2 separate regions of the Homo sapiens genome follow, and region 2 is linked to region 1. A link is an interaction called in ENCODE POLR2A ChIA-PET data of the cell type or tissue named here. Cell type or tissue: OCI-LY7. All regions are shown on one strand. Links, peaks and the distances in the headings refer to the core of each region. The heading gives the core; the rest is flanking DNA. Region 1 overlaps ABCA1 (ATP binding cassette subfamily A member 1). Region 2 has its middle 41 kb from the start of CT70.

Region 1 (5,385 bases), core at 166-5,165:
GCCAAAGTTATTGCAGTGTTGAATAGACACTTATATAGCACTGTGTGGCAAGTACTGTTTGAAATGTTTTTCACGTGTTTATTCATTGTATTTATTTTGAGATAGGGTCTTGCTCTGTTGCACAGGGTGGAGTGCAGCTGCACAGACAAGGCTCACTGCAACCTCAGCCTCCTGCGCTCACGTGATCCTCATACATCAGCCTCTTAAGGAGCTGGGGCCACAGGCACGCACCACTGCTCCTGGCTAAATTTTTACAATTTTTTGTAAAGACAAGGTCTCACTATCTTGCTCAGACTGGTCTTGAACTCCTGGGCTCAAGTGATCCTCCCACATCAGCCTCCCAAAGTGCTGGGATTACAGGCATAAGCCACTGTGCAGGTCATCAAATGCTAATTGAATTTTCACAACAAAACCATTTATTGTCCCTAGTTTACAAGATTAAGTAAATGAGAAGCTAATTTTTCTCTGGCTATATACCTTGCAAGAGGCAGAGCTAAGACTTGAACCCAGCCAGAGTTCTTTAACTCCAGCACTAACATTTCAGCTGCTGCAACCAGGGAGCTTTTCAAGGATGATCACCACATTCTCTACATTCATCTGCTATAATCCTTATCAGAATCTACAGCCTGTATCATATTTTCCTTGTTGCTGTGAGTGGGTCAGCCAAATTCTCTTTAACTTGAAACCTTGGTTGCGTAGGGATTGCAACATCCTGGAAAGAATAGAATAAAATTTACTCAACTCAATTTTTTACTTGGTTCATAATGAAAACTATACTATTGCTTCAGTCAGATGTTTGCGAATAGCTGTGTGATCTCAAAATGTTTTCCTATGTGATCTATAGAAAATGGAATGATAGAGTATTAGGCTGTAAGGGCCTAAGAAACAAAGGAAAAAGAGAAGTGAACTGTTAGTTTAGTTGTAAAACCTAACTTTGGTGAATTGTAAAAATTTGTTATAATACAATATGATTCTTGCTTGTCCTGTCCTTGATGAAGTTGTGGACCTTTTGAAATAAGCTATTTCTCTGTTACTGCTGTTACTGTTTAGAAATCAAATTTAGTTTTTTCTTAAGATATACGTATTTTTGGAAGATAAACACAGTTTCAAAGTCTGCCTTGTTGGCTGGGTGCACTGGCTCATTGTTGTATTCCCAGCACTTTGGGAGGCCAAAGCAGGAGGATCACTTGAGGTCAGGAGTTCAAGACCAGCCTGGCAAATATGGTGAAACCCCGTCTCTACTAACAATACAAAAATTAGCTGGGCGTGGTGGTGGGTGCTTGTAATCCCAGCTACTGGGATTGGGAGGCTGAAGTAGAAGAATTGCTTGAACCTGGGAGGCGGAGGTTGCACTGAGTCGAGATCGTGCCACTTTACTCCAACCTGGGCGACAGAGTGAGACTCCGTCTTGAAAAAAAATGTCTGCCTTGTAAAAGTGAAATAGGATGAGAAAGTGCCTTTCTTATTAATTGGTGTAATGAATTAGAAATAAACTCTTTGAAGACACCTCTTGGTAAAAATAGTTACATTTACTGTTGATTTATGGTATGTTGGATATGTTTTTAAGTTTTCCGTGTAATAACTCAGTTCATTCTCATGAGTGAAATAGGTGCTTTTATTGTCTTTATAGATGGGAAACTGAGGTATAGGCAGGCTAGGTACATTATTATGGAGTTCGTAAGTAGTGGAGCTGAAGTCGCATCCCAGACAGTTTGGCTTCCGTGAGTTTACCAATCTCATGGTAAAGACTTTGTCAGACTATCAAAGTTTTGACAAATGAAATATTAGCAAAAGGCCAAAAGGGATTCTCTATTTTCATTTGAGTATCTTCACCTGAAAATAGTTGCCTGAATAAGTAGCCTGCATAGAAAGGTACATTTTAGAAATACTTGAGGCCAGAGAATGAAAAGCTTACATAAAATTGATTTCCGGTGGGGCCTTCAGTTACTCTCCATTCTACGAAGACCACAAATAGCATTCAGGCAAAGAGCATTTATTCCAACAATGGAGGAGCACTGGATTTGGTTCCTAAAACAAAATAAAGTTTGAAATCCTGTCTTTCCCATGTTGAAAACAAAGTTGGTACAAAACCCTTTAGCTTTTGCAAACCTCCTTTAAGACCCGATTTAAATGCTTCCCTCCTCATGAAGCTCTTCTGGATCCACTCCTTCCCATCACTAAGTTGAAAGTAAGATCCCCTTCTCTTTACTTCCATTAGACTTGGATTACAGCACTCTTTGTATCATGTATTTAATTCTGTTTTTTAATTACAGTTAACATTTATTTGTCTTCCTCTTGAGTGTATGCTTCTCTAGAGGAAGGTCTTTGATTCATTCTCCCCTGGCCTTAATTCATCCCACTTAATATGGAAAAAATTTAATAAATGCTGACTTGAATAAGTCCAACAAGGAGAATGGGAAGCTCATGTTTGCTTCCTGTCTTCTAAAAGACTACTTAAGATAACAGGGTAATCACAGAAAAGCATTAGAAATAGAGTTATATGAGAAACAACTGTAGTTAAGGCTAGGTTTATGTTAGACTGAGAAATTTTAGTGCATACTTAAGTTATTTAGGCCAGGTTACTTTTTGTAGAACAAACATTTCAGTTTCGCTCAGTTTCATTTCCGTTTCTGAGGCAGCTGTGATTTAAGAAAATGCTCTAGTCTGTGGCATTCCATATTCAAGTACTTTGAGTTGTATATTAATTTATTTTTGTTAATAAGAGTGACATGACTCACTAAGTAATTTAGAGATTTAAACACTTTTTTAAAAAACAGTAACTTCATATGCATTGGATCTATTCTTCTATAAAGTCTTTTCTTGGGGGGTGTTTGTTTAAAATTCCCCGGTGTTTTCTCTGCCAAATCCAACTTCCAAGAAGCATTTGGAAGTCAAAACATTTTATCTGGTTAGTCTTAAAGTCCAGATATTTTGTGATAGCTGGTATTTAGTTTATGATATTTCCCAGGAAGAACTTTTTAGTAGTTGAACCATTTATGAAAGACTTCCTTGAAGCTACCTTAGAGAGTTGATTTAGTTCTTCTAAATAAGTAAATAGAATATTAGTATTAGGACATCTTGGAGTATAGATGCAAATATTGGTGAAAAAGAACATGGATATCAGAGTCAAATTAATGTAGATTGGAATTCTGGTTATTACTAATGGATATCTGACATTAGGCAAGTTGCTGATCACTCTTTGCCTCAGTTTCATCATCTGTAAAATAGGTATTTGTGTTTGTGTATAATGTGAACCGTATAATATAATGCTTGGCCTATAGTGAAATTTATTCATACGAGTGTTTTCAGTGATTTTAAAAGCTTGCTTTAGGCCGGGCGCGATGGCTTCTGCCTATAATTCCAGCACTTTGGGAGGCCAAGGTGGGCGGATCATGAGGTCAGGAGTTCGAGACCAGCCTGACCAGCATGGTGAAACCCCGTCTCTACTAAAAATACAAAAATTAGCTGGGCGTGGTGGTGCAAGCCTGTAATCCCAGCTACTCAGGAGGCTTAGGCAGAAGAATCGCTTGAACCCAGGAGGCAGAGATTGCAGTGAGCCGAGATGGTGCCACTGCACAGAGCGAGACTCCATCTCAAAAAAACAAAACAAAACAAAACAAAAATCTTGCTTTATAGTTTACTTCCACATCAAATTGTCTTTATCCCATGTTACTTGCATTGATATCCCAGACATGAAAAGAAAAAAAGATGATAACAATGACAGTTATTAAATTAGGTTCCACTCTTATTCTAGATCACCAATTCATATTACTATTCAGACTTGGAACATTAAATTTTAGTTAAACTTTTTTTCAAATATGCATATAATTGTCAGTGGTTACTATATTTTGGGGAAGAGATTGTTGACTTCTTTGAAGAAAGATACGGATTTTCTCTTCAGAAAAAATACACATGGGCTCATATAATCCAAATTTTATGTGTAATTACAGGGTGTTCATGAATGCCCACAAATCCATTAAGCCATGTGACCTTGGACAAGTCATTTTACTTTTCTGTTTTTTAGGTTGTTGGTCTGTAAAATGATACTACTTGACTTTTAAAGAGCCCTTCAAGCTCTTATGTCCTCTAACCCCAGGTCTGTATTCAGAAGAAGGGGTGGTCCTTTAATTAGAGCCATCTAGAGATCTGAGGAACATGCTGGGCATTAGTGTAACATACCATGTGGATTTTGAGAGGTAAAGAAAAAATAACCAGGGAATGCCTCAGAGCATTCCTGATCAGATCGATGACAGAAGAAAGGAATGAGAGGGAGGAGAGGAAGCTGTTGAAATTTCCTATTTACCTGCTTTGAGTGAATGAAGATTTGAATCATAGAACCAGAAGGGGTTCTCATCTGAAATGCAAAGGAAGGAGGAGTTGGTTTAATTCAATAAGTTTCAGTTGAGTAAACATGATTTAGTGAGATACTGTTCTTGCTTCTGACTCACCATTTGGAAAATCTCTCTAAAATAAAATTGGACTCTCCATCTCGGACATCATTTTGGGTGTAGGTTTTGCTTTTTTTTTTGAGATGGAGTCTCGTTATGTTGCCCAGGCTGGAGTGCAGTGGCGCAATCTCGGCTCACTGCAACTTCCGCCTCCCAGATTCAAGCAGTTCTCCTGCCTCAACCTCCTGAGTAGCTGGGACTACAGGCGTATGCCACCATGTCCGGCTAATTTTTGTATTTTTTTAATAGAGACGGGGTTTTACTATGGTGGCTAGGCTGGTCTTTAACTCCTGACCTTGTGATCTGCCCACCTTGGCTTCCCAGAGTGCTGGGATTACAGATGTGAGCCACAGTGCCCGGCCTAAGTTTTACTTCTTATAATGGACTCCTGTTAAGCCAATAGGTGATGAAAGGAAACCATAACCAACTCTTCAGGCTCATTCATCCTTCAAGAATAGCATGCTAGTACCCATCCTAGGAGGAGAATTGGACTATACCTCATGAGGATAGTTTGAAGTATCTCAGAAGACCCTCACTGGGGGTAGGTCGGTAAGACACAAAGCTTTCTAAAGCACTGTACCAAATTTGTTGTTTGAGAGATCATAACAAATTAGAAGTGGAAAGAAGAAGGAGTAAAAGGAAGAAGAGGTTTCTGGCCAGGAGCAGGGAGGGGGAAGGAGCTGCTAGGAAGATGTTTGGTTGTCATATCCCTGTTCACCCTTGCTTTGCAAAATTCTTGTAGGATGCCAGGTTGGGAGTAATTGTTTTTCACAAGAGTCAAACCACGCTTGTTTTCTTGAAGAAGCAAGTCTTTGGAGGGTGGTGGCTTGAAATCTGTTGGATCTGGTATTTAGGTGATACACTTTGACATAAAGGCAACACTGATGCAAGCAGCAGCTTTCCTTGGAAAGGCAGGGAGAAAGTGAAGGCCCAGACT
Region 2 (5,385 bases), core at 255-5,254, 110 kb before region 1:
TTCAACTCTTCACTTGGTCCGCAAACTCTTTAGTTTCTGGCTGAAAATTGATGTGTAAGTTGTTCATGGGGTGTGATTGGCCTTTTGGTCAATAACATTTGGCATCTTGTAACACTCATCTGGCAAAGGACTGAAGACAAAAGACCTAAGAGTTCTTTTGTGAAGGCCCCAAAAAGAGAGTGTAAGTCAGCATGTTTTCCTCTCTTCCTAGGGAACTGTGATTTCTCTTCTTGGTCTTGGAGTTCAAATTGTCTCACAGCACATTATTAAAGAGAAGCTAGTCAGCTATGTTTTATTTAAGATATCTTTCTGCACATCAAGAAAATCTTAATAAGTTAATCATATTTTACAATTTTATTTATTAAGATTTATTAAGGCTGGGAGCAGTGGCTCACGCCTATAATCCCAGTATCTTGGGAGGCCGAGGTGGGTTGATTGTTTGGGGCCAGGGGTTTGAGACCAGCCCAACTAACATGGCAAAACCACATCTCTACTAAATACAAAAGTTAGCTGGATGTGGTGGCACATGCCTGTAATCCCAGCTACTTGAGAGGCTGAGGCACAAGAATCATTTAAACCTGGGAGGCAGAGGTTGCAGTGAGCCAAGATCATGGCATTGCACTCCAGCCAGGGTGACAAAGCAAGACTCTGTCTCAAAAAAAAAAAAAAAAAAAAAAAAGATTTATTAAGATGCATATAAGTATGGCAAAATATAAATAAAATACTTTTCCTTATTGTGGCAAAGTATATATACATAATATTAAAATTAAGTGTTTTCTTTTTTGTTTTTTGTTTGTTCATTTGTTTTGAGACAGAGTTTCACTCTTGTTGCCCAGGCTGGAGTACAATGGCATGATCTCGGCTCACCTCAACCTTGGCCTCCTGGGTTCAAGCGATTCTCCTGCCTCAGCCTCCTGAGTAGCTGGGATTACAGGCATGTGCCACCACACCTGGCTAATTTTGTATTTTTAGTAGAAACAGGGTTTCTCCATGTTGATCAGGCTGGTCTCGAACTCCCGACTTCAGGTGATCTGCCCTCCTCAGCCTCCCAAAGTCCTGGGATTACAGGCAGGAGCCACCGCGCCTGGCCCAAAATGAAGTATTTTTTAACATGAAAAATATCTGCAGCCTCCATGGAGTTCCTTCCCTACTCTGGGCCTCTATTTCCTCAACTATAACATGAAGTTTAATGACTGAATAATTTCTAAGGTTTCATTTAGGGTTTTTTTTTTAAGCAGCTTTATTGAGCTATATAATTCATATACCATTTAATTTACCCATTTATGGTGTACAGTTCAATAGTTTTTGATACATTACTTTTTTAGCTGTGGCTATATATATATATAATGATATATATAATATACAATTTATCATTTTAACTATTTTTCAGTGTATAATTTTGTGGCATTAATTACTTCACGATGTTGTGCAACCATCGCCAGTATTTCCAAAACTTTCCCATTATTCCCCAAAAGAAACTGTGTAACTATTAAGCAACCCACTTAGCTTTTACATACTGGGAATTATTCTGTTATCGACAAAACCCTTCAAAGGTCCTCAAAACCCAACTGGAAAAAGAGTAAAATTAATTCCCAATTCCAGTGTTATCAGGTCTGTTGTGTGCTATTACACATTTACACACAATCTGAGCATTGTTCTAAGCCCCATCATGGGCATATTAATGGCTCTAAAGGAAGCCCCAGACAAAAGAGGAGGATAAAATGTAGATTTTTTTTTTTTAGTTTGGATCTCGTAATTATGAGCCTTCAGAGTCTTCCTACTCCCATCAGCAGGTTTCAGTTAATTTTTAAATATAAGCCAAATGTCTTTCAAAAAATACCCACTCCCAATTGGTGAATTTTGGAGCTTTTGAAGACTTAGTGACAGATTCTTCTCAGGAAGTGGCCTTAAAGCTGTTACAGAGACTTGCAACTGAGAAAGTTTCCACATGTCCACAGGTATTCATTCAGGGTTTACAAATTGTTCATGGCACGGGAGCCATCTATTTACTTCCTGGTCCTGAGGACTTCAGAGTTATCCTTACACATGGGAGTATCTTCTTTGAATTGTTGCTAGATTAATATCTCTATGAGATCAGAGAGATATAAAACTAGAAAGGTTGTATCTTTCTAATTTGCCTATTGACCACATAAATTGAACTGGCTTTACTTGGAGTTGCCATTTCTTTTTTTCCTGTTTTTCCTGAAGTCCTTTGGGGACACTGCTCCATTATTATCCAGAACTTGCTCCATTGGGTAGAAGGCTCAGGGAAGCAAGTTTTGGCTGCCCTGAAATTAAAGAGCTGCCTTCTTAGATAGTAAACTTTTTATCACTAGGTATTCAAACAAAAGGTAGATCATTATGTATCAGAGGTGTGGAGGAGCCTGAGAAGAATGATCAATGAAATTCATTAAAATTCTTAAATTCTGTGGCATTGTGGCAGCATTGCATAGTTGCAAAGAATTTAGATTTAATCATGCAGACATGGATTCAAAATTTGGCTCCTTTGCTTAACTTTCTACATAGCTTTAAGCAAATGTACTCTCTCTAATACTCAGTATTTTTGTCAGTAAAATGAACATAATCATAGGATTAAATAAATTAATGCAAATAAATGCTTATAACAGTGGCAGTTTAATACATACTCAATAACTGTTAAGCATTATTTTTTATAAAAATAGTAAGAGCCACAAATTTTGAAAAATGAATGAAAAGTTCTGGACTTATAATACCTAGCTCTGTTTCTCAATATCTATGACATTGGGCAAGGCCTAGAGAGGCCTTCGTTTCCTCATCATAGATGGTTTAGATGCCATATATTTCCTTAAGATTCTTAAAACGTCTTTTTTCCTTCTCCTAGTTAAAAAACTCTTGTTAGAGCTTAGGAAACACTGGAAAACTGAAAGGCAGCCTGGTCTAAGAGGCAAAGGACTGAAGCACATGTTCAACTTCTGATTTAAGTTTTGAGATATTAATTCTGTGCTGTCTTATGCAGCCTTAGACCACTCTTTGACAACTGTGTCTAGGTTGGCTCAACAAAATTAAAGATTACTACCTAAGCCTTATTTTTGCCATCAAGAAATGGTTTGGGGTGCAGTGAAATAAATTCATTAAAGCAATTTGATTTTTGCTGAAATAAAATGGCCTCTGATAAATGTAAGGTCCTGCTGTTTTTACAAGCTAGAGATTCACATGGTAACCTATAATTGACAAGGTTAAATCATCTTTTTATATCAAAGTTTTGATCTCTGAGAATACTTGAAGTTAGAGGCTAATTTTTTAAATTTATCTGGAAGAGCAAAGTAGTAGGTCATCATTGATCTAATGTTGTGATTAAACATCAGTTTCCCTACCTCTGTATAAGAAATTTAGAACATATATTTTGTGTTTCTGGACTGGTTATAATTTTTACTGTTGCAAAACAGAACTTTCCAGTTCTCTTTCTGTTTTGTTGTTTTTTTTTTTTTTTTTTTTGCTTTTTTTTTCAGACAGAGTCTAGCCCTGTGGCCCAGGCTGGAGTGCAGTGGCATGATCTCAGCTCACAGCAACCTCCGCCTCCTGGGTTCAAGTGATTCTTGTGCCTCAGCCTCCTGAGTAGCTGGGATTACAGACATGCATCACCACGGTGGGCTAATTTTTGTATTTTTAGTAGAGACAGGGTTTCAGCGTGTTGGCCAGGCTAATCTTGAACTCCTGGTCTCATGTGATCTGACCGCTTCAGCCTCCCAACACTCACAGTGGCTTAAGCCACCAAGCCCGGCCATTTCTCTTTCTTATATCATTTCTTGTGAGATCCTTAATCAGTTGGAAAACTGTGGGAGTGTTAAGAACGAACAGGAGACCAGGTGCGGTGGCTCATGACTGTAATCCTAGCACTTTGGGAGGCCGAGGCAGGAAGATCATTTGAGGTTAGGAGTTCAAGACAAGCCTGACCAACATGGTGAAACCCCCATCTCTACTAAAAAATACAAAAAAATGGCCAGGCGTGGTGGCTGATGCCCATAATCCCAGCACGTTGGGAGGCCGAGGTGGGCAGATCACGAAGTCAGGAGATCAAGACCATCCTGGCCAACATCGTGAAACCCTGTCTCTACTAAAAACACAAAAATTAGCTGGGCGTGGTGGTGTGTGCCTGTAGTCCCAGCTACTCAGGAGGCTGAGGCAGGAGAATTGCTTGAACCTGGGAGGTGGAGGTTGCAGTGAGCCGAGATCGTGCCACTGCACTCCAGCCTGGGTGATATAGTGAGACTCCATCTCAAAAACAAAAAACAAACAAAAACAAAAAAGTTAGCCAGGTGTGGTAGTGCAGGTCTGTAGTCCCAGCTACTCAGGAGGCTGGGGCAGGAGAATCACTTAAACTTGGGAGGCAGAGGTTGCAGTGAGCCAAGACTGTACTCCAGCCTGGGTGACAGAGCGAGACTCCATCTCAAAAAAAAAAAGAATGAACAGGAATGGTGAAAGGGATGGATGTAAGTCTTCCATAGTATCTAGACTTAATAATGACTGGATCATGAGCCAGAAGAGGAAGTTATAGAGGCTTTGTAGAATCAATTGGGTGCTTGCTCTGAGATTCACATGGGGAATTGGAGTCTGCTGGCCTCCAAGAAGAGTTAAGCTGGTACTCAGATGAGGGGAGAGGGAATAGCACAAGTAAGCATTAAAAAAAGAGGAGGGCTTGGAACATCTATGAAGAGAGGCTCAAATTTCTATCTATGCATGGAAGACCTGATTTCTCTGCCCCATTTCACTGAGCATTTCCCTCTTCTACCATTCCCAAACCTATTTTTCTAGCCCATCATTTTCTCTAGAGCTCCGGCCCTGGATATCAACCGCTACTGGGTTGTACCACTGGTACCTCAAATTCAACATATCCAGCTGGGCGTGATGGCTCACACCTGTAATCCCAGCACTTTGGGAGGCTGAGGCAGGCAGATCATTTGAGGTTAAGAGTTCGAGACCAGCCTAGCCAACATGGTGAAACCCCATCTCTATTAAAAATAAAAAATGCAGGTGGCGGGCACCTGTAATCCTAGCTAGTTGGGAGGCCGAGGCATGAGAATCGCTTGAACCTAGGAGGTGGAGGTTGCAGTGAGCCAAGATCACGCCATTGCACTCCAGCCTGGGTGATACAGCAAGACTCAGTCTCAAAAAAAAAAAGTCAACATGTCCCAACCCATATGCAAGTCCTTTCCCTCCACCCCAAAGTTATCGTCCTTACATGTTTCACTCTCAGTCCAATCAATCATCCAAGTATCCAAGCTAAAAAAGTCTACTGCCATCCTCAACAATTCCCACCCTTCATTCTGCACCATTCATTCAGTAAACATTTACTTAGCATTACTATGTATTAATATCACTGCTAGAAAATGTGCCGTAACAGGAGAG

Evidence for each region. ChIA-PET counts read pairs that join two places held together with the same protein. Peaks named below come from ENCODE experiments on the same cell type or tissue, not always from the same donor. Only the 100,000 strongest peaks of a DNase experiment are listed, where the experiment ranks them.
Region 2: POLR2A ChIA-PET joins it to region 1 with 5 read pairs; 3 of 35 experiments call an interaction of 5 or more read pairs at or near these places.

Annotation. Positions count from the first base shown.
Region 1 is chr9:104,918,755-104,924,139 of GRCh38, reverse strand. The region is part of intron 1 of ABCA1 (ATP binding cassette subfamily A member 1); the gene reads left to right. It overlaps LOC124902239 (a long non-coding RNA gene), which reads right to left. Exons shown (of 3, transcript XR_007061706.1): 2 at 4,304-4,354; 3 at 1,598-2,028. Among named protein-coding and RNA genes, the nearest start is that of ABCA1, 6.7 kb to the left of the region's middle. RefSeq lists a silencer at 63-112. In OCI-LY7, for the core only: no CTCF peak of the experiment used is centred there; DNase peaks (open chromatin) are centred at 1,929 and 2,619; H3K4me3 peaks cover 4,484 bases; H3K27ac peaks cover 5,000 bases.
Region 2 is chr9:105,030,416-105,035,800 of GRCh38, reverse strand. No RefSeq gene overlaps it. Among named protein-coding and RNA genes, the nearest start is that of CT70, 41 kb to the right of the region's middle. In OCI-LY7, for the core only: no CTCF peak of the experiment used is centred there; no DNase peak of the experiment used is centred there.